2 separate regions of the Homo sapiens genome follow, and region 2 is linked to region 1. A link is an interaction called in ENCODE POLR2A ChIA-PET data of the cell type or tissue named here. Cell type or tissue: GM12878. All regions are shown on one strand. Each heading gives the region's core, and the rest is flanking DNA. Links, peaks and the distances in the headings are about the cores only.

The links. Peaks named below come from ENCODE experiments on the same cell type or tissue, not always from the same donor. Only the 100,000 strongest peaks of a DNase experiment are listed, where the experiment ranks them.
Region 2: POLR2A ChIA-PET joins it to region 1 with 7 read pairs; 2 of 35 experiments call an interaction of 5 or more read pairs at or near these places.

Annotation. Positions count from the first base shown.
Region 1 is chr3:73,032,973-73,043,914 of GRCh38, forward strand. All of the region lies in intron 2 of PPP4R2 (protein phosphatase 4 regulatory subunit 2), which reads left to right. Among named protein-coding and RNA genes, the nearest start is that of EBLN2, 23 kb to the right of the region's middle. In GM12878, for the core only: no CTCF peak of the experiment used is centred there; no DNase peak of the experiment used is centred there; H3K27ac peaks cover 1,048 bases.
Region 2 is chr3:73,458,778-73,469,719 of GRCh38, forward strand. The region is part of intron 3 of PDZRN3 (PDZ domain containing ring finger 3); the gene reads right to left. Among named protein-coding and RNA genes, the nearest start is that of PDZRN3-AS1, 160 kb to the right of the region's middle. In GM12878, for the core only: no CTCF peak of the experiment used is centred there; no DNase peak of the experiment used is centred there.

The DNA.
Region 1 (10,942 bases), core at 2,021-10,020:
GACCTGCCTGAATCCTACCAAGTTATGATGAAAATGGAAATTCTACCATCTTACGGTGGGAGACCCATTTTTATCATCCTGTAATTAACTTTTTGTGTTGGAGTCTCAGTATTCTAGATACCATATCATGCTCTTTCTTGGTTTACATCATTGTTTTGGTGGAATGAGAGGAGGCACAATAACAATTTTTTTTGTTTTGTACTTTTAGTGTCTGAAAATGTGTTTATTCTACCTACTTATTTGATAGTCTGGTTATTCTAGGTTGAAAATTATTGTCTCTCTGAATTTTGAAGGAATTTTTTCATTGCTTTCTTTGACACCTGTTGATAAATCTGGAGCCCTCTTTGTATGTGACCTGGTTTATGTCCCTGGAGTTTTGTAGAATCTTCTCTTTGATTCCAGAATTACACAGTTTTACTGCAGTGTGCTTTGCTGTGAGACTATTTGTCAACTCTTGTGTTGGTCACTCTTCAGCAACTCTTGTGAGTTCTCTTAATTTGAAAACTAGTATTTTTTAATTCTGGGAATTATTTATGGATTGCTTGGTTGAGGCAAAACATGCATAAAATGAAATTTACCACTTTTTAACCGTTGCTAAATGTACAGTTCAGTGGCATTAAGTACATTCACAGTGTTGTAGAGCCATCATCATTATTCATTTCCAGAACCTTTTTATTGTCCCAAATATAAATTCTGTACCCATTAAACAATAATGACCATTCCTCCTTCCTTCCAATCCCTGTCTAGCTTTTGTGTCTTTGAGTTTGATGGATTTTAGGTACCTCACTTAAGTGACATTATAAAATATTTCGTGTCTGGCTTATTTTACTTCACGTAATGCTTTCAGGGTTCAGGGTTGTTTTCACCTTTTAGCCATTGTGAATAACACTGCCGTGAATGTTGGTGTGCGAGTGTCTAAGTCTGTACTTTTACTTCTTTTGGGTATACACCTAGAAGTAGAATTGCTGGATCATACGGTAGTTCTGTGTTTAACTTTTCGAGGAACTGTATTCCACAATGGCCGCGCCATTTTACGTTCCCATCAGCAGTGCCCATTGGTCCCAGTTTCTCCATATCCTCACCAGTGCTTGTTATTTTTCATTTTAGAAAATGTTTTTGATTTAAAATAATCATTGGTTTCTTCTCCACTTTTCTGTGTGTGGGTGTGTGTATTTTTTTCTTTTTAAACTGGTCATTTAGACTTTGAACCTCTTGTACTACTATTACAGTTTTCTGATTACTTCCCTCCTTTTTATAAATGTCTTTAAACAATGCACCTTTAAAAAAGAGTGTTAAATGGTGCCATCATTGAGTTAGTAGTTTTGTTTTATTTTAACTCCTCCTCTTCCCTCCAAATCTATAGTTTTTGTGTGTGTAGAATTTTCCAGGTAACGCAGAACACTTGCTGACTATTATTACTCAGGCTATGGAGATTCCTACCAGTTAGTGGACACATATTTTCCTCCAATTTCTTAGTCTTCAAGAATCCTAGCTCCATTTGATAACTATGAGTAGTGCTTTTTGAATAACTTCTTTTGGAGGGATGAGACTGCAGCAAGCTATAGTTTTGTTTTGTTTTTTAGAGACTGTTCCTCTTTTGCCCAGGCTGCAGTGCAGTGGCACAGTCATAGCTCACTGCAGCCTTGAACTTCTGGGTTCAAGCAATCCTCCTACCTCAGCCTCCCAGGTAGCTAGGATTATAGGTACATGCCACCATGCCTGGATAATTTTTAAATTTTTTGTAGAGATGGGATCTCGCTATGTTGCCCAGGCTGGACTCAAACTCCTGGGCTCAAGCAGTCTTCCTGCCTCAGCCTTCCAAAGTGTTGGGGTTACAGGCATTGGCTACTCTGCCTGGCCCTAGTTTTGTTCTTAAAAAAAAAAAAACATTTCCAACAGTTCAGATCATTGGTCTGGGCAAAGGTAGGTGAGACCTCAAAAGCACAGGGAACGAAAGCAAAAACAGATGAATGGGATTACATCAAGCTAAAAAGCTTCCGCACAAGGGAAGAGTCAGTAGAGTGAAGAAAATGAAATGGGAGAAAATATTTGCCAACTATCTTTCTGACAAGGGATTAATAACTAGAATATGTAAGGAATTCAACTCAAAAGCAAAAACACCAAATTATCCAATTAAAATGGGCTAATTATCTGAACATTTTCAGAAGACATACAGGTATGTGAAAATATGTTCAACATTAGTAATCATCAGGAAAATGTAAATCGCAACCACGATGAGATGTTATACACCCCAGTTAAATGACCATTATCAAAAAGACAAGCCAGGCATGGTGGCACACACCTGTAGTCCCAGCTACTCGGGAAGCTGAGGTGGGAGCATCACTTGAGCCGAGGAGGCAGAGGTTGCAGTGAGGTGAGATTGCATCACTGCACTCCAGCCTGGGTGACAGAGTGAGACCCTGTCTAAAAAAGGAAAGAAAAAGAAATGGCAGATTCTGGCAAGGGTGCAGAAAAAGGGAAACACTAGTACACTGCTAGTGGAAATGTAGATTGGTACAGCCACTATGGGAAACAGTGTAGAGATTCCTCAGAAACCTAAAAATAGGTCTACCATCTGACCTAGCAATCCCCACTGCTGGATAAATGTCCAAAAGAAAAGAAATCAGTGTGTCAAAGAGATACCTGCACTTTCTTTTTTTTTCCATTTTTGAGATGGAGTTTCGCTCTGTTGCCCAGGCTGGAGTGCAGTGGCACAATCTCGGCTCACTGCAACCTCTGCCTCCTGAGTTCAAGTGATTCTCCTGCTTCGGCCTCCCCAAGTAGCTGGGACTACAGGCACACACCACAACGCCTGGCTAATTTTTATATTTTTAGTAGAGACGGGCTTTCACCATGTTGGCCAGGCTGGTCTTGAACTCCTGATCCGCCCACCTCTGCCTCCCAAAGTGCTGGGATTACAGGCATGAGCCACTGCGCCCGGCCAATACCTGCACTTTAATATTTATTGCAGCATTATTTACAGTAGCCAAGATAGAGAATCAATCTAAGTATCTACAAATGGATGCATGGATAAAGAAAATGGTGTATATATACGCACACACACAGTGAAATACAGTCCAATTCAGATATAAAAAGAATGAATGAAGTCCCATCCTTTGCACCAATGTGGATGGAACTGGAGGTCATTATGTTAAGTGAAATAAGCCAGGCACAGAAAGACAAATATCACATGTTCTCATGCATTATGTTGGAGCTAAAAAAGTTGATCTTAACGGAGGTAGAGAGTAGAATGAGGGTTATCAGAGGCTGAGAAGGGTGGGGGGCCAGGAATGAATAGAAATTGGTTACTGGGTACAAAAGTACAGTCAGATAAAAGGAATAAGTTTTAGTATTTGATAGCACAGTAGGATGACTATAGTTAACAATTTATTGTATATTTCAAAATAGCTAGAGAAGATTTGAAATGTTCCCAGCACAAATGATAAATGTTTGAAATGGATAGCCCAAATATCGATTTGACCAATACACGTTGCAAACATGTATGAAAAGTATCACATGTATCCCATAAATATGTATAATTATGTATCAGTACAAATTTCCAGTTTATCTTTTTAGTTTTGTCATATGTAAATGGAGATTCCCAGGAAGCGTTAATTCATTTAGTAGCGTTGACATGTTCATTTTCCATGTATTCAGTCCTTAAACCAAAGTACAAATTGTTCTTGTGATAGGTACTTTGCTTTTAATGATTTTTTTCTTCTTTTTTTGAAAGTATGAGATACATTCCAGATGCATTCCAGATAATTATTACTTACGTGATTGGCATTTTTAAAGTAGCACATAACTCTGGGATATACTTTAAAGTAGCAGTGAAAGTAATCTGTATATAAAATTACACAAAATAAACGAATACCAAAATATTAGCTAACATAGCAGACATTGTTAAGATACTTTTGTTTTACTGTCAAACTCAAGATTCTTCAGGATAAAACCTTTGTATTAAAATATACAGTAATCTCTCACCACTTGTGGCAGTGCTAACTCATTTTTATATTTCAGTAACAGATATTTTAAGCTTTAATCATTTACATATGTCTTTCAGTCTCCCTAAATTTAAAAATGAAATGATTATTGTCTTCTTTGCTGTATATCACATGGATTGGTCTTTGGGTTGGATAGAAGGGGGATTTTTTTTCCCCCTCCACTTAATACACAGACGACTACACCCAAGAAAAAAATTCTAGATTAGATCTTCATAGCACATTGTCCTGTACAACTGAAAGTGATTCATGAGATTTTAATGCTAATGAGTATATTTTTTTAAATGAATCATCTGTATATTAGGTTTAGATTATTTAGATTTCTCTTTCCCTCTTTCTTTAAAAAGATGTATATACATGTGCTACAAATCTTATTCCTCAAATTTTGTGACTTTGATCTTGGCAGTTCTGATTTCCCCAGCCTTATTATTTTAAGGTAACCAGTTAAGATGTTAACAAAAGGGATTGTGTATTGCAGTGTTCTCCACCAGGAACCACTTCCCTCCCATGGTTCATTTGGCAATGACTAGAGACTTTTTTTTACCACTTGGAGTGAGGATTGCTGCTAGATAGAGGTCAGGGATGCAAATATCCTACAGTGCACACAGACAGCAGCACATCACAAGCTAAAACCCTTTGGCTCAAGATGTCCATAGTGCTGAGTTTGAGAAACTCATTTATTGTTTATATTAAACACCTGCTTCTTGGCTTTACTTTAGTCAATATATTTCCAATTCCTTTTTCTGTAAGGTTCAGCTTAAAGTTCCAACTTTGTCCTGAGGCCCTTCCTTGTTGAGCCCTAAACCTACACTGTGATCTTTAGGTTCTCTTGTACCATCACTGAAATCTCGGCAATTAAGTGTTTATGATGTTTTATTTTCTATTTAATATCTGTAAGTCTGGTTTTCCAAATGAATTTTGTTTTATTGTTTTAAGCACACCTGCTGGCAGTAACAAAGTAATTTTGTTAGTCAAGGATTGTTACATATTTCTTCAGGACTTGCTAACTGCTGTTGACCTTCATGTTAGGGCTGAGTTGGTAGAATGAAAAAAAGGGCCCAGGTCCTACCAACCCGGTCCTGTCTGACACATGTGGGGGTGAAGGGATAGATCAGTCCCTTTTGATGGCAGATTGGAATTGGTTATCAACTAGATTGTAGAGGGGGTGGTAAAAAGCAGGAGCAAAAGTGGTGAGAAAAGTGACACTCTAGTTTCAGGGAGGAAGGTAGATCCACTTCAGCCATTAAGCTAGTACAAGTTAAAAAACTCAACATCTCTTTGTTGGCTGTGGTCATTGTGAGCCGTGCTGTTAGAAGAGTCATCTTTGGTACAGCACTGACATAGAAGGGAGGAGTCTATGTTGGTATAGTAATAGATTCTAGGGACATTTTTTTTTCTTTTTGTTTTTTCTTTTTTTTTGGAGATGGAGTCTCACTCTGTCACCCAGTGGAGTGCAGTGTCACCCAGGCTGGAGTGCAGTGGCATGATCTTGGCTCACAGCAACCTCCACCTCCCAGGTTCAAGCAATTCTCCTGCCTCAGACTCCTGAGTAGCTGGGACTACAGGTGCGTGCCACCAAGCCTGGCTAATTTTTGTATTTTTAGTAGAGACAGGGTTTCACCATTCTGGCCAGGTTGGTTTCAAAATCCTGACCTTGTGATCCGCCCAGCCAGGGACATTTTCTATAAGGGCTCAAAGGCTAAAAATTAAGCACAAGTCAGGCTAACCGGAATATACTGTTGGTTGGACTTTTTGTTTTAATTGGTAGGGAGAGGTGGATGAATAGGTAGTAATTTGAATCTTTAGGCATTTTTAGAATCCTTATCATGAATATGTAAGTTGCCAAGAAAGAAACCCAGGTTTACACTGAGCTATTGTCTGAAAGTTTGTGTTACCTTCTGAAGCTTTCTTTTTCATCTGATTGGATCCTTTATGTGTACAACCATTTAGCACTCTAATTTGAAAAATTTGTCACTTTCAGTGGCAAATACTTTCCCTTCAGAATTTTTGTCAAAACTTTATTGTTTCAAAGCAGGTACTATGCCATCTTCAGATAGAAGTTTATGAGCAAGAAAATATGTAACACTTCAAGGATAATTTCAAAATAGGAAACATGAGAAATATTTTAGTGTCATTTCATTTATATAAAAAACAATACTTTTTTTATGAGACTGAGTTTTGCTTTTGTTGCCCAGGCTGGAGTGCAGTGGCGCCATCTTGGCTCACTGCAACCTCGGCCTCCCAGGTTCAAGTGATTCTCCTGCCTCAGCCTCCTGAGTAGCTGGGATTACAGGCATGCCCCACCATGCCAGCTCATTTTTGTATTTTTAGTAGAAATGGGGTTTCACCATGTTGGCTAGGCTGGTCTCAAACTCCTGACCTCAAGTGATCCATCCACCTGGGCCTCCCAAAGTGCAGGGATTACAGGTGTGAGCCACCATGCCTGGCCAAAAACAATACTTTTTACCTTTGAAGCAGTCAGTACAAAATGAGAATCCAAAAATTCTGTTCATAATTGTATCACATAATTTACCTTTTCCATAACACAAAAATAAGCAAAAGACAGATAATTTTAGAGAGGTGGGGAATGGGCCCATGGTTCTTAACTGGGGACAATTTTTGACTCCCAAGGAACATTTGATAATGTTGGGAGACATTTATGGTTGTCACAACTGGAGTGGGTGGTGTGCTGCAGGTTTCTAGTGGGTAGAGGCCAGGGATGTAGCTCCACATCCTCCAGTACAAAGGACATCCTCCTGTGACAAAGAATTCTATCCAACTTGAAAATGTCAGCAGTGGCCGGGCCTGGTGGCTCACGTCTGTAATCCCAGCACTTTGGGAGGCCAAGGCGGCGAATCACCTGAAGTGTCAGGAGTTTGAGACCAGCCTGGCCAACATGGCGAAACACCGTCTCTACTAAAAATACAAAAATTAGCCAGGCATGGTGGCAGGTGCCTGTAATCCCAGCTACTTAGGAGGCTGAGGCAGGAGAATTGCTTGAACCAGGGAGGCGGAGGTTGTAGTGAGCCGAGATCGCCATTGCACTCCAGCCTGGGCGACAAGAGTGAAACTCTGTCTCCAAAAGAAAAAAGAAAATGTCAGTAGTGCCAAAATTGAAGAAGCCCTGGGATGAGGGATTGCAAAGGACCTGTTAACACATAAAACAAGTGTCTTGTGGTCAAAATCAGGTAAAAATATTCCATTTCACTAGCAATGAAGGAAATGTAAATTAAACTGTTTCTCTACTAGCATATTGACAGAATTTTTGAAAGGTTATCATACTCAAATGTAACATGTTGCTTTATATTACTGATGACACTACAAAGTATGGTACATGGTGTCTGGGGAGTTTCTGAAGGTTGAAACAAAAGTCTTGACGTATGTACTTCATACTTCGGACTCAATAATTTCACTTACAGAAATCTATCCTCAGGTGATAAATAGATGCCTACAGGGTTTATTATTAGGCTGTTAATCACATAACTACATAATTATTTTTAATTGTAATGAAGTAGATGTGACCTAATTTTTTTTTTTTTTTTTTTGGAGACAGTCTTGCTCTGTCACTCAGGCTGGAGTGCAGTGCAGTGGCATAACCTTGGCGCACTGCAACCTCTGCCTCCTGGGTTCAAGCGATTCTTCTGTCTCAGCCTGTCTGTAATTCCAGTAGCTGGAATTATAGGCGCTCACCACCATGCCTGGCTAATTTTTGTATTTTTAGTAGAGGTGGGATTTTACCATGTTGGCCGGGCTGGTCTTGAACTGCTGATCTCAGGTGATCTGCCTGCCTCAGCCCCCGAAAGTGCTTGCATTACAGGCGTGAGCCATCGCACCCAGCCCTAAATATTTTTTTAAACTGTGATTAATAAATTATGGCACAAATACGTGGTGCAGTTAAAAATCTTGCCCTCAAAGACTGTTTGTCCCATGCAAATACCCGTAGTGAGTAAGGAGGAGGGAAAAAGGAATATTAGGATGTCAAATTTGAAAAATATATTAAAATGTTACTTTAGTGATGATGGTTGACTGCAGATTATGGATACATACTTCTATGTCTTTATTATTTCTTATAATGGCTGTACTATTAATGTAATCAGAAAAAACACATTATTTAGTTTTTAAATCCTATTAACATTTTGGAGTAGTCTCAATATTTTTCAGTTTACTGACTAATCTGTCCTTTACCATATATCAGATTTTCATATATGTGTGGGTGTGCTTCTCCGCTCTCTTCTGTTCCACTGATCTATTTTAATGTTCAGTTAGTCGACAAGATGTAATATGATGTGGAATGATAATGTAAAAGAATCTCTTGTTTCGTGCCCCATTTATAGAGAGAGTAATTTGTGTTTTAAAATTAGTCCTTTTAAAAATGTCATAATTTTATGTAAGCAACTCAGTGTTTTCTTACTTTTGCAGATCTTTCACTTATTTAATTCAGTATTCAGATTAAATATACTTGTTTTGTTTGCCTCAGTCATATAATTAAGACTGAATTATTTGACATTTTAAGTCATCTGATTGAAATATCTGCCTTTTAAACATTAAGTGTATTTTAAGCCTGTCACCTTTAATGAATGATCATCTCCATTAGATTTTATTTATTCATTCTTCTCAGATTCCCGTTTGATGTTTATAAATGGTGCAGTATTTGCTATCCTTTGGAGTAGCTAATAGTAGTAGGACTCTCCTGAGCTTTGTTGTGCTCTTAGTGTTCCTCACACTTTGTGTGCAATGCAGATAGGCTGAGTAGAGAGTAATCTTAGTAGAACTGGAAATGTTAGGAACCAGTACGTTAAGGTGGTTGGCCGCTGGCCACTAAATTGTTGTAGCACCACTTGGGAAAAGAAAAGATGGATTTTCTGTCCTTAAGCCTCTGGAAAATACCTTTAGCCTTTAGAGAATTGTGAGAGAAACATGTTTGAATATGAACTTGTGAGTTCCTATGGAGAAAAAAGGTCAATGTAAAATCTAGCACCAGGATATATTTATTAGAGATATGAATTGTACTTTCCTACAGGAGAAACTGCAAAAATGGGAAAATGGAAGGGGAGAAGAAAAAGGAAGTGAAGGGAGGTGAAGCTACTTAGTTAATGGTGATTAATTTCAGTACATTATTGAGTTAATTTCAGTAAAGTAGATTTAAATTTTGAGTATGTATTTTATTGGAGGGGATTTTATGTGGAGAAATTTGTTCTGAAGTTGAAAATGTGTTTATGTCTTATGAGCATCTTTTTAGAATAATTTGATTTTCATATTGAAAGCCAAGGGTTTTTTTGTTCTCATTTCTACTCATCCAGTGAGTGTACATTCCTAAGAAATTGTTTTTGTTGCCAAGTTTTTAGTTGATTTGCGCATGGCCTGTTTTTTGTGCCTGAATATAATTTCTTTTTTTTTTTTTTTTTTTTTGAGATGGAGTCTCGCTGTGTCACCCAGGCTGGAGTGCGGTGCTGCAATCTTGGCTCACTGCAACCTCCGCCTCCTGGGTTCAAACAATTCTCCTGTCTCAGCCTCCCGAGTAGCTGGGAATACAGGTTTGTGCCACCACACCCAGCTAATTTTTGTATTTTTAGTAGAGACAGGATTTCACCATGTTGGCCAGGATGGTCTTGGTCTCTTGACCTTGTGATAAGCCCGCCTCGGCCTCCCAAAGTGCTGGGATTACATCCGTGAGCCACCGCGCCTGGCCCCTGAATTATATAACTTTTAGGGAAGCATTTTCTGTTTTTGTTTTTATCAAATAGTTGTCCTCCATCAAAAAGCTGTATCTTTCACATTTTATGAATGCCCTCCCCATATATATATGTGGAATAGTATCACTTGAATTGCATCGTATTGATCTAATTTAGAGTAACTGCTTGATTTATTTGAAAGTTAAGACTACAGTGTGTTCATAATTCATGTCAATTTATGGGGCTTAATTTCTGTCTCATGAGTTAGTGCCATAGAGTCTTTGAATCTCTTCAGAATTTCCATTACCTGGGATCCCATACCTCTTGTCTGGCTGTTCCCATTAATGTGCTTTTTTTGGACCGCAAACATGTCATGTCAGATGGTTAATGGAAAGATGAGATTAAAACACACCACAAGACTCTGTGCATATGGAAATCTGAACTCACGCTATGAATTGGTGATTATTAAAAGCACAAAAAATTATTAATTTAAGAAATGAAAAGTATAAGCGTCCTATTTCAGTATAACTTGCCCTGGTATGTTTAAGTATGAAGTGCATGTGGAGAGTCTCATAAAATTTAAAGATAAATTTTAGGAACCAAAAGCAATTGTACATTAATAAGGATTAATATTAGGCATATCAAAAATTCTGTGAAATTAAAAATTAAAAATTCTGCTTGTTAAACCTCAAATTCCCCTTTCTAAAATAGGATAGGGAAAGGTGGAAAAAACTAATCATGCAAATAGCTTTTAATTATCCTCACCATTTTTAAAAGTAATAGCATACTTTTAAAATACATAATTCACTCATTTAATAGAATGGAATTGTTGGATTACAAATCTGCATTTACCTTTCTGAGGAACTGCCCAAGTACTTTCCAAAGCAACTACACCATTTTACTTTCCCACCAGTAATGTATGACATTACCAGTTTCCCCACATCAACCCAGCACTCGTTCATTATTCATCTTTTTGATTATAGCCACCCTAGTGGGTGTGAAATGGGTGGTTTTGATTTGCATTTCTCTAATAGATAATAATGCTGAGCATCTTTTCATATGCTTATTGGCCATTTGTGTATCTTCTTTGTGGGGAAATACCTATTGAAATATACCTAATGTAAACCTTACCATTTTAACTATTTGAAGTGTACAATTTATTGCCAGTAAGTACACTCACGATGTATGTTACCATCACTATCATCCATCTGCAGAACTTTTCATTTACACAAACTTGAAACATTGTACACATTAAAGAATAAGTCCCTT
Region 2 (10,942 bases), core at 974-8,973, 420 kb after region 1:
TCAGGAATTCGAGACCAGCATGGCCAATATGGTGAAACCCCATCTCTACTAAAAATATAACAAAATTAACCAGGCGTAGTGGCACACGCCTGTAGCCCCAGCTACTTGGGAGGCTGAGACAGGAGAATCGATTCAACCCGGGAGGTGGAGGTTGCAGTGAGCCAAGATTGCACCACTGCACTCCAGCCCGGGCAACAGAGCAAAACTCCATCTCAAACAAAAAAAAAAAAAGAAAAAAAAGAAAAAAGAAAAGAGGTTTAATTGACTCACAGTTCGGCATTGCTGGGGAGGCCTCAGTAAACTGACAATCACGGCGGAAGGCACCTCTTCACAGGGCGGCAGAAGAGAGAATGAGTGCCAGCAAGGGAAAATGCCAGTTGCTTATAAAACCATCAGATCTCCTGAGAACTCACTATCATAAGAACAGTACTGGGGAAACCACCCCCATAATAATTCAGTCAGCTCCCACCAGGTCCCTCCCATAACACATGGGGATTATAATTCAAGATGAGATTTGGGTGGGGACACAGCCAAACCATATCATGAATTAAGTACTTTTTAATTTTATTTTCTTTCATCTTTAACTTTTATTTTAAGTTCAAGGGTACATGTGCAGGTTTGTTTTATAGGTAAACTCATGTCATGGGGGTGTGCACATTATTTCATCACTCAGGTACTAAGCCCAGTACCCAATAGTTATTTTTTTTCTGCTCTTCTCCTTCCTTCTACCCTTCACCCTCAAGTAGGCTCCAGTATCTGTTGTTCCCTTCTTTGTGTCCATGAGTTCTCATCACTTAGTTCGCACTTACAAGTGAGAATGTGTGGTATTTGGTTTTTTTGTTCCTGCATTAGTTTGCTAAGGATAATGCCCCCCAACTCGATCCATGCTCCTGCAAAAGACATGGTCTTCTTCTTTTTACGGCTGCATAGTATTTCATGGTGTATATGTACCACATTTTCTTTATCGAATCTGTCATTGATGGGCATTTTGGTTGATTCCATGTCTTTGCTATTGTGAATAGAAGCACTCTTCTTTTATATCTGCCTAACAGATGGGGAGCCTGAGACTCAGAACAGTAAAGAACTTGCCCAGGTCACCCAGCTAATACGTGGCAGGCAGGAGTCACATCCAGATGTCTGCCTGTGGAAGTCCATGCATGCCTTTTCACTAGAGCTCACTGCACTTCCCCTTCCAAGTGAAAAATGTAGATGACAATGTTTGTGGAAGATGACAGAATCTGTTATTGTTAGAATTCTCATATATACATTATGGGGGCTTTTAAAATGATTTGAGGTAAAATATACATATATAATGTATCATCTTTACCATTTTCAAGTGTACAGTTCAGTGGTAATAAACATTCACATTCTTTTCTGTGGTGGTTGTTCTAAGCAACTAAAAGTTTGTTGATTTTGAGAACTATTATAATAGCAAAAGAAAAAAGTCTGAGCGAAAGAATCCTGTCACTGAAAAAATATATCAATAGGTGAGAGTGCGATGACAGGGCAAATCACTACCTATGCTAACATTCTCTCCATTGATCCTTCCTCCCTGCATTATGATTTGTGTCTTTCATGGACATGAGCTTTACTCTCCATCATGATGGCTAAAAGTCAGTACAGACCCAATCAGCAAGCCCAGTGGCCCCTCATCTGTTGGAGTCATTAAATCAAAGTAAACACTACCAACAATCTTAAGCCTCAAATCCTGATTCATCTTGACCATCCACTGGAAACGACAGGCTTCTTACAAAGTAAGAAATTTAAAAATTCTCCACAGGGAGTATGTCAGGTATCTGACAAATGTGGCCTCACCATTTTCTTTATGATAACCACATTTTCTTAATGCAAAGTTATAGCATTGAATATAGCATGAAGGTGCTCTTAGTAAGAGTTCTTAAATAAGAAGTTGATCAAAGAACAAAGAAACAAATTAATAATACTTATTTTCATCTAGTAAATGAATTTAACACAGCCTTTTCTATGATGAGGCAGAAACACAGAGATTTGTTTTTTATTTTTTATTTTTTTTTGAGATGGGAGTCTCGTTCTGTTGCCCAGGCTGTAGTGCAGTGGCACAATCTCGGCTCACTGCAACCTCTGCCTCCCAGGTTCAAGCAATTCTCCTGCCTCAGCCTCCTGAGTAGCTGGGACTACAGGTGCATACCACCATGCTGGGCTAATTTTTGTATTTTTAGTAGAGATAGGGCTTCATCATGTTGGCCAGGCTGGTCTCAAACTCCTGACCTCAGGTGATCAAGCCACCTTGGCCTCCCAAAGTGCTGGGATTACAGGCATGAGCCACCGTACCTGGCCAAGATTTATTTTACATTTGCTATTATTCATTGTAGTGGAAGTTGATCTCAGAACGAATGAATCAGTAGAGACCAGCACTGTGTCTCATTTTATCATGTTAGGAAGTGGTTGAAAATCTAAACCCTATCATTTATTTCAGTGAAAAGAAATATGCCTGAAAAGAACCATTAGCCAGGCTTATTCTACATGTATATGTTTTTATTTTTAGCATTTTGCAGCATTCTTAGTCAATTTTGCAGATAATTCAGGAAGCTATGTAAACATGGAATGTGCAGCATGAGTTTGGAGACCAAAGAAATCTCAAAAGGAATCATTTGGACATGTCTCCCATTTAATTAAATAAACAAACACCGGAGAGATCTGTGTTAGTGGAACCCATCTCATGAATGTATTAGGTAATGGTCACCACAAATGTGTTTTGTTAAAAATGGGCAGTTGGCTTCATTCATCTATTGAGAGACACCATCTCCCCATCCTCACCCTACAACAACAGTTGAAGTTCCTAAGATAATCTGGACATGAAACACAAAACTTTTCATGTAGATTAGTGACTTTTTCTTTTAAAATGAAATCTGGAGAAGTTAAGCCATTTAGATGGTTTTGCGGACAGCAGATGCATCATATCACAGACATGTCATGTGTACATAAAAAAAGTATGTGTTGTGGTAACTGCCAAGTCATTCACAGCCTAGGTTCCCCAAGGACAGGGGTTCAGCCATGGGGAGGCCAGAGAAAGGGTCATGATTCACTACGGCAGGGCCAGCGCTTGGACAGAGTTGCCTTTAATTGCCTGGTTGTCATCTCCCAGATACTCTCGGGTGACACTGTAGCTAGAGTAATGAAGAAAATAAATACACAGAATCTCATATATTCCTTGATCCTGAAATGCTCTATTTGCTCAATATTCATTAATGAGAGAAAAAATTAGATCATCTCTCATGTTTCACATTGATACCATATATCATTTTTGCTTGAGTATAAACTGACATATGTGTTCTTTCAATTATATGAAAAGCAAGATGTCAGATAGATTACATGTTTGCAATGATGCTGTTCTTTATGCTCACACTTTTGATTGGGAAAGTTTGCAGTTGAAAGGCAAGGGTAATCAGCTCAGAACAATCTGAATGGTAATTTTCTCTAGAGGTATAAAGTCATACTTTTGTCATTAAAAGGTCACATAGTTTGTGAACCTTTAAAAAAGGAACTTGAGGCCGAGGCGGGCAGATCACGAGGTCAGGAGATCGAGACCATCCTGGCTAACACGGTGAAACCCTGTCTGTACTAAAAATACAAAAAAAATTAGCCAGGCGTGGTGGTGGGCCCCTGTAGTCCCAGCTACTTGGGAGCCCGAAGCAGGAGAATGGTGTGAACCTGGGAGGCAGAGCTTGCCGTGAGTGAGATTGCGCCACTGCACTCCAGCTTGGGCAACAGGTGAGACTCCGTCTCAAAAAAAAAAAAAAAAAAAAGAACTTGATTCCATTTGGGTCTAGAATTTTTCATCATATTGCAGAAAGCAGCAAGAGGTAAGCCTGAAACACTTTAGTTTGGGTGTGATGGCATGTCAAGAGAAAACTGAGCTTTCCACTTGTATTCTCAATACCTCTCTGCATGTGGTGGAAGGGGGTTATCCTCATTCTGTCACTTAACAACAGCCATCGTTTAAGTGGCCACCACCAGATACAGGGACCACCCTAAGCTCTTTGCACACATTAGCACATTTAACATTTGCAACTACCTTTTGCCTTAAGTCTTATTGGCCCACACTTTTACAAATGAGAAAGGAGGCTTAATGGGACTAAGTATTATGCCCAGAATCAGGATTCACAGCCAGGTCTGTCTTGCTTCCAAACCCTGTGCTCTTGACCAGCTAAATATGCAATCACCTTCAGTCATTTTGTTTTGTGACTGCTTACTATTAAGACCACCTCTGATAGAAAGGAATAGGAAAGAGAGATGCTAGGACAAAGTGTTACCATTGCAAGTAAGGACGGCATACATGTGAGAAGGGAAGACTAGTGTCAAAAAGAGGTGGTCATCTTGTTGGGCGAGCCATGGCCAAATTCCTGCTTTCCCAGGGCTCGCTGCATTGTGACTTCAACCAAGGCCCATCCTTACTTGGTCAGACTCCAGCAGGAAAGGATTACCCAAAGCATGAAACAGAGAGCTTGGTCTCTTAGGTGGAAGAAGCTAATTCCTATGACACAGTATTTGAAAGGTGCCTGGTTACTTACTCTGAAAAGGTGTTGTCCCTGAGATGACTGGAGACACTAGTAGCACCAGAAGCCATTTTTTCAGTCACATGCTACTACTTATTACAGACATTCTCCATTATTTGAAAACTCCATATGTATACATTTCCTATGAAGGGATCTGTAACTTAGAAAAGGGTGTCTCCCAGTCAGAATGGCTATTATTAAAAAGTCACAAAATAACAGATGCTGGCAAGATTGTGGAGAAAAAGGAACACTTTTACACTGTGTGGGGAGTGTAAATTAGTGCAACCATTGTGGAAGACAGTGTGGTGATTCCTCAAATACCTAGAGACAGAAATACCCAGCAACCCCATTATTGGATATATGCTCAAAGAAATATAAATAATTCTATTATAAAGACACATTCACATGTATGTTCACTGCAGCACTATTCACAATAGCAAAGACATGGAATCAACCTAAATGCCTATCAGTGATAGACTGGATAAAGAAAATGTGGTACATATACACCATGGAAAAATAACTAATGGATAGTAGACTTAATACCTGGGTGATGAAATAATCTGTACAACCCCCATGACACATGTTTACCTATGTAACAAACCTGCACATCCTGCACGTTACCCCTGAACTTAAAAGTTTTAAAAAAAAGTGCTATGTATTCTTTTTTATTTTTTATTTATTTATTTATTTTGAGACAGAGTCTTACACCGTCTCCCGGGCTGGAGTGAAACAGGGCGATCTCGGCTCACTGCAACCTCTGCCTCCTGGGTTGACGGGATTCTCCTGCCTCAGCCTCCATAGTAGCTGGGATCACAGACGCACATCACCACACCCAGCTATTTTTTTGTATTTTTCGTAGAGATGGGGTTTCACCATGTTGGCCAGGCTGGTTTTGAACTCCTGACCTCATGATCCGCCCACCTCGGCCTCCCAAAGTGCTGGGATTATAGGCGTGAGCCATGGTGCCTGGCCCTGTGTATTCTTTATTGGGTAATTCCTAGATACTTCATGGGTTTTGTTACTCACTATTGTGAGTAATATCTTTTTTTGTCATATTCTAGTTGGTTATTATTGGTATAGAAAGTGCACAGCTGATTTATGTAAGCTGACCTTATATCAAATAACATTGTTGAACTCTCATATGAGCTCTAATTGTCATTGTTGAACTCTCACATAAGCTCTAAACTCTGCTAAGATTTTCTATGTTGGTAATTATATCATCTATAAATGATAACTATTCTGTCTCTTCCCTTCCAGTTTCTGTATCTTGTTTATTTTTCTTATTATATTGGCTAGAATCCCCAGTACAACGTTGAATCATTATTAAAACAAAGATAAAGGGCATCCTTAAATTTTCCTATATTTCAAAAGAAAAAAAGGTGTCTCTTTTTAAAAAAATCTGGAACCTAGATTCTGCTCTAAATTTTTTATTGACAGATAAGATTGTATGCATTTATCATGTATGACATGATGTTTTGAAGTACATATACATCGTGGGATGGCTAAAGCAAGCTAATTAATATATGCATTACCTATCATAGTGGTCATTTTTGTGGTGAGAATACTTAAAACCTACTCTCTTACCACTTTTCAAGAATACAATATATTGTTATGTAGTCATCATGTTGTACAATAGATCTCTTGAACTTATTCCTCTTATTTAAGTGAAAATTTGTAACCTTTGACCAACGTCTTCCCAACCATCTGCTCTGCTAAATTTCTGAATACCTGTGATCACAAGTTTCTGTTGCTAAGTTGTCTCTAGGTTGCTTATCTGTAATAAAATGAGTCTTAATTATGTTGGAATAGGGTATGCACCATCTCTTTCCCATGCTAAATGAAAGCACTCACAGGCAGAGTCGGTATAAAATCCATCACTTTATCTCCGGAGCCCAGCCTGGTGCCTGGTACACAGCAGGTACTAAACAGCCAATGGATGATGAAGTATACCCCTTCTTCTATGTGTTTTAGTTTTTGCATTTTGAATCTCCATCTCTCCTCCTTTTCTGTATATTTCCCTTCCTTTACCTTAAATCAATTAACTTCTTTCTATAACAAATTGCCTTATATAGATGGTGCCAGAGGATGTGATCTGAACATTCACTGAGCTACCTGTTTCCAGCCTGCAGAATTAGAGAAGATTTGGAAAACAAAACCCAAAATGAACAAACAAAACAAAATACAAAATATCCCTTTCCAATTTTGCAAGGAAAACCTCTTAAGGGACAGAAGTTGATGAACAAGATCTCACCATTATACAATGATGAAGCTAGCCCGCGGATGAGAAAACGGCTACCAGGAAGTCACGATTATTGTTGTACATTATTTGTGTTTAGTGCCAGAGAAACGATTTTCTTTCTGCAATATCTTTGCCTCAATAAAATTAAGAACGCAGTGTAAGATCCAAATTCCCCCCAAAGGGGTCAGCCTAAAAAAATTTATTATCTCTACTGCCACGGGGATTTATAGTTTCTCCTTTAATAGTTATAGTCTGATATACCATAAGTTTTGTTGGTCACTAGGTGGATTCATTTATCTCTCTTTTGAAAAACACATTGAATGTTTTAAGCAAATTCTGGCCTTTCAATTGACTGAATTTTGCATTGAGGAATGAATTGCTGAATGACTTTGGAATATGTCTCCAAAACAAGTAGACCTTAAAATAAAAACAGATACTGAAGATTGTATTTTCCTGATTGTCAGTCAAGCTAATTACGCTTTACTCTAAAGCTTTGTCTATCAGGCTAGAAAGGAAAAGGCAACTGGGGGCTCTCTCCTTGCAGAGCCTGATGTCTGGGAATATAACACCAGTTTATTCACAGCAGGAGCCTGCTGTAATTGGCAGTTCCATTTTCCCCTACTAGAGGGTAACTCTCTAGTGAAGAAAACACAGTGTTAACAAGATTTTACAAATTTGACATATGGTATCCTATCTAAAATGACCAACGAAAGTTCCTTATCTCCCCAAACAAATGCAGTTATCACAGGATAGGACTACAAAGAGTGATAGAAAAAAAAAAAAGGGGGGGCCCTTGGAGTTCTTTTATGGGGCCTGCAAATCTGTGGTCTTAACAAAAAACCTATTAATAACAACAAAAGCAAGACACTCACGGTGGCTGTGTCTCCAAGAGTTGGTGATGAAATGATGGTAAAAACCTCACCTGAATTGGTGCTTCAATAACGACAGGTGATTATGGCTAGCTCATTTGGAGTGAGGATTCTGGCCCAGGAGAGAATCCTTAGTGAGTCTATTCAGTTTAGGATGGGGCTGGTCCACGCAGCAATTAAGAGGAAATAAAAGACATGCAGGAACTAGCAACAATTCTGGGTTTATCCTCACCCTCTCCCTTAACACGCAGAAACTCTAGAATGAATTTGTAGAAAGGGTCAAATTGTTTTGATGTGGATCCAAAAAGGGCTTCTTTATTATAATATAAATCTTGCTTAAAACCATACACCCCCAATGAGGTCTCTGGTTTCTGTTTTAACTAACAAAAGAATGAAAGAAAGATTATTCTGGAACATAAAACACTAGGCAGAATGTATGCAAATTTTCCAGAAAAAGCAGAGCAAGGATTTGTGTTCTCTTTCCACTTGAACATATTAAGTGATGCATCATTTCATTTTTCCTCTGTAGGACGTTTGGGTAGATTCTAAAAAGGGGCAAAAATGGGTCCCCAGGAATTTATCCTGGATCTGCTGCTAAGATACCCCCAGTTTATTGTCTACAGTCATAATCTAGGGACTGTCATCAGACCCTATCTGATGTTCCATCTGACCCCAGCTGCAGAGATGGTGCAGGAAATGGAGATTCACTTTCAGGTTGGTGATCTCAAGGGCATTACAGAATGGGATTAATGAGCAGCTTCCAAGCACCATGTACTCGCAGTAAAGCCACAGAGTCAGGTTAAGTCCTAATTTTCATGGGGAATTAAACTGCCTTTTGATACCACCTGGTGACATATAATTGACAATCAACTGGAATCTACCCAGGTGAAGGAAGCAGCAGGATGGCAAAGCCAATTTTTTTGTTTCAGTATACTCAATGACACACACGCTCAAATACAAAAGGACAAATATTTGTTTCTCCAATTAGATTAGTTGCTCACTCAGTGTTCCTGTTCATTTCTTCTTTCCTGCCTAGATGTTCTACACAGCGATTCCCAGTAACACCTGAACTGTTTTGAAGTAGTGGAAGGAAAGGCAGGCCTTGAGTTAACACTGAGTCCCATAGCAAGAGGGTTTGGCTTTATCAAATGTCTTACCATCTTCCAGATTATGAAAGAGTCTCAGTTCGGTGCTGCTACATCTTTTGCGCCTTGCTAATATTTGCTAATCTCAGTGGGAGATAAGAACCTCAGAGTGTCACACAGTAGAACTCAGCTAGCATCTAATAATGGGCTGCTTTCATTCTGTTCATTTTTATGGCTATTCCCTCTATTTATGACAAGCATTACTGATTTTCCATTTCTAGAAGTCAGAGAATGTTTTCATGGAAAATATAGTTACTCATGCTAAGTGAAATAAGCCAGTTACAAAAGGACAAGTACTATATAATTCCACTTATATGAGGTGCCTGGGGTAGTCAAATTCATAGACAGGAAGTCGAATGGAGGCTGCCAGGGTTAGAGGAAGGAGGGAATTAGGAGCTGTCATTTATTGGATAAAGAGTTTCATTATTTGCAAGATGAGAAAATCCTGGAGATTGGTCACACAACAATGCAAATATATTTAACACCATTGCACTGCACACCTAAATATGGTTAAGATGGCAAATTTTATGTTATGTATATTGTACCATAATAATAATAATTAAAAAAAAAGCTGAAGAGGGAGGCAGAGAGGAGGATCAGAGGAAGCTGTGCTATGGAAGCATCATCAGAGAGATGGCACACTGTTGGCTTTGGAAATGGGAAGCGACCATGAGCCAAGAAATGTGGGCAGCCTCTAGAAGCTGGAAAAGTCAAGGAAACAGATTTTCCCTTAGAGCCTCCAGAAAAGAATGCAGCCATGTTCACACCTTGATTATAGTTTGGTTACACATTTTGATTCTGGCTTCCAGGGCTTACAAATTTGTGTTGTTTTAAGCACCTTTTCCCCCCTCTCCATGCCCCAAATACAGTCGCTTACTCTTTTTTTTTTTCTTTGAGTCAATTAAAGCACATTTGGAAATTATAGTGACGAGGTACATGTCTATGGAAAAACCATGAAGATGGCATGAGAATGCTTAATGTTTGAACAGAAGCCCTATCTCCTGGGCTGTAAAAGTCAAACCATGTTTTCCAAGATCTCTTATACACAAAAGGCATCATTACCATGGTGACAGATTGAAATAGGTATTTAACAAGCTTTAAATAACCCCAACTGAGGCAGTGTTCTTTAATTTTTAAAAGCACCCCCACCCAAACCCTCTCATTGTGTTGACTGATGCAAAAGTGCACCAGAGGTTAAGCGGGAGATCTGGAGCCAGCGATCCTGGATTTAACCCTGGCTCTGCCACTTACCAGCTGAATAAACTTGGGCTTATCACCTAACCTCAGAGCCTCAGCTTCTGCATTTGAGAAATGGGATCATTAGTACCTCCCTCAAAGGAGCTACTATGAGAATCAAAGAAGAAGCATGACAACTTTTGGTTTACGCCTGACACCTAATAGGTGTTCAAGTAATATTGGCTCCTATTATTATTATGATTATACTTATTATTACTAGGCATTCTGATGCTACCAAATATCTATTTTATTTCTTTCAAGAAAAAAAGATTCATCTTTTTTTTTTTTTTGAGATGAAGTCTCACTCTGTCACCCAGGCTAGAGTGCAGTGGCACAATCTCGGCTCACTGCAACCTCCGCCTCCCGGGTTCAAGCAATTCTCTGACTCAGCCTCCCGAATAGCTGGAATTACAGGTGCCCACCACCATGCCCAGATAATTTTTGTATCTTTAGTGGAAACAAGGTTTCACCATGTTGGCCAGGCCGGTCTTGAACTCCTGACCTCGTGATCCATCCGCCTCAGCCTCCCGAAGTGCTGGGATTACAGGCGTGAGCCACCACTCCCGGTCATGATTCATCTCTTTAATACGAATGAGATCTGAACAACTCTAGCCACCAGTGGAGGTTGCATTATTTGGCGTCAGGTGACTTTGGAGTCTTCCATCAAGGCAAGGTATGCATGCTCTTGGGGATGGCTCTGCTTTTAGTGAAATTCACCAACACTCCGTGCTTACTCACTGTGATTACAATCACCGTTCATGTAGGGGTCAGCCCAAAAGCTTTTGGCCAACTCACGTTTAAAGCCTGACCCAAATGCCCGGTTTGTCCACAGCTGTCATTTATCAGCAACACAATACCCCAGGGCAATGTACTCATCAAACGCTTATTGACTTAAGCTGATGGGGTTTTTTTTTCATA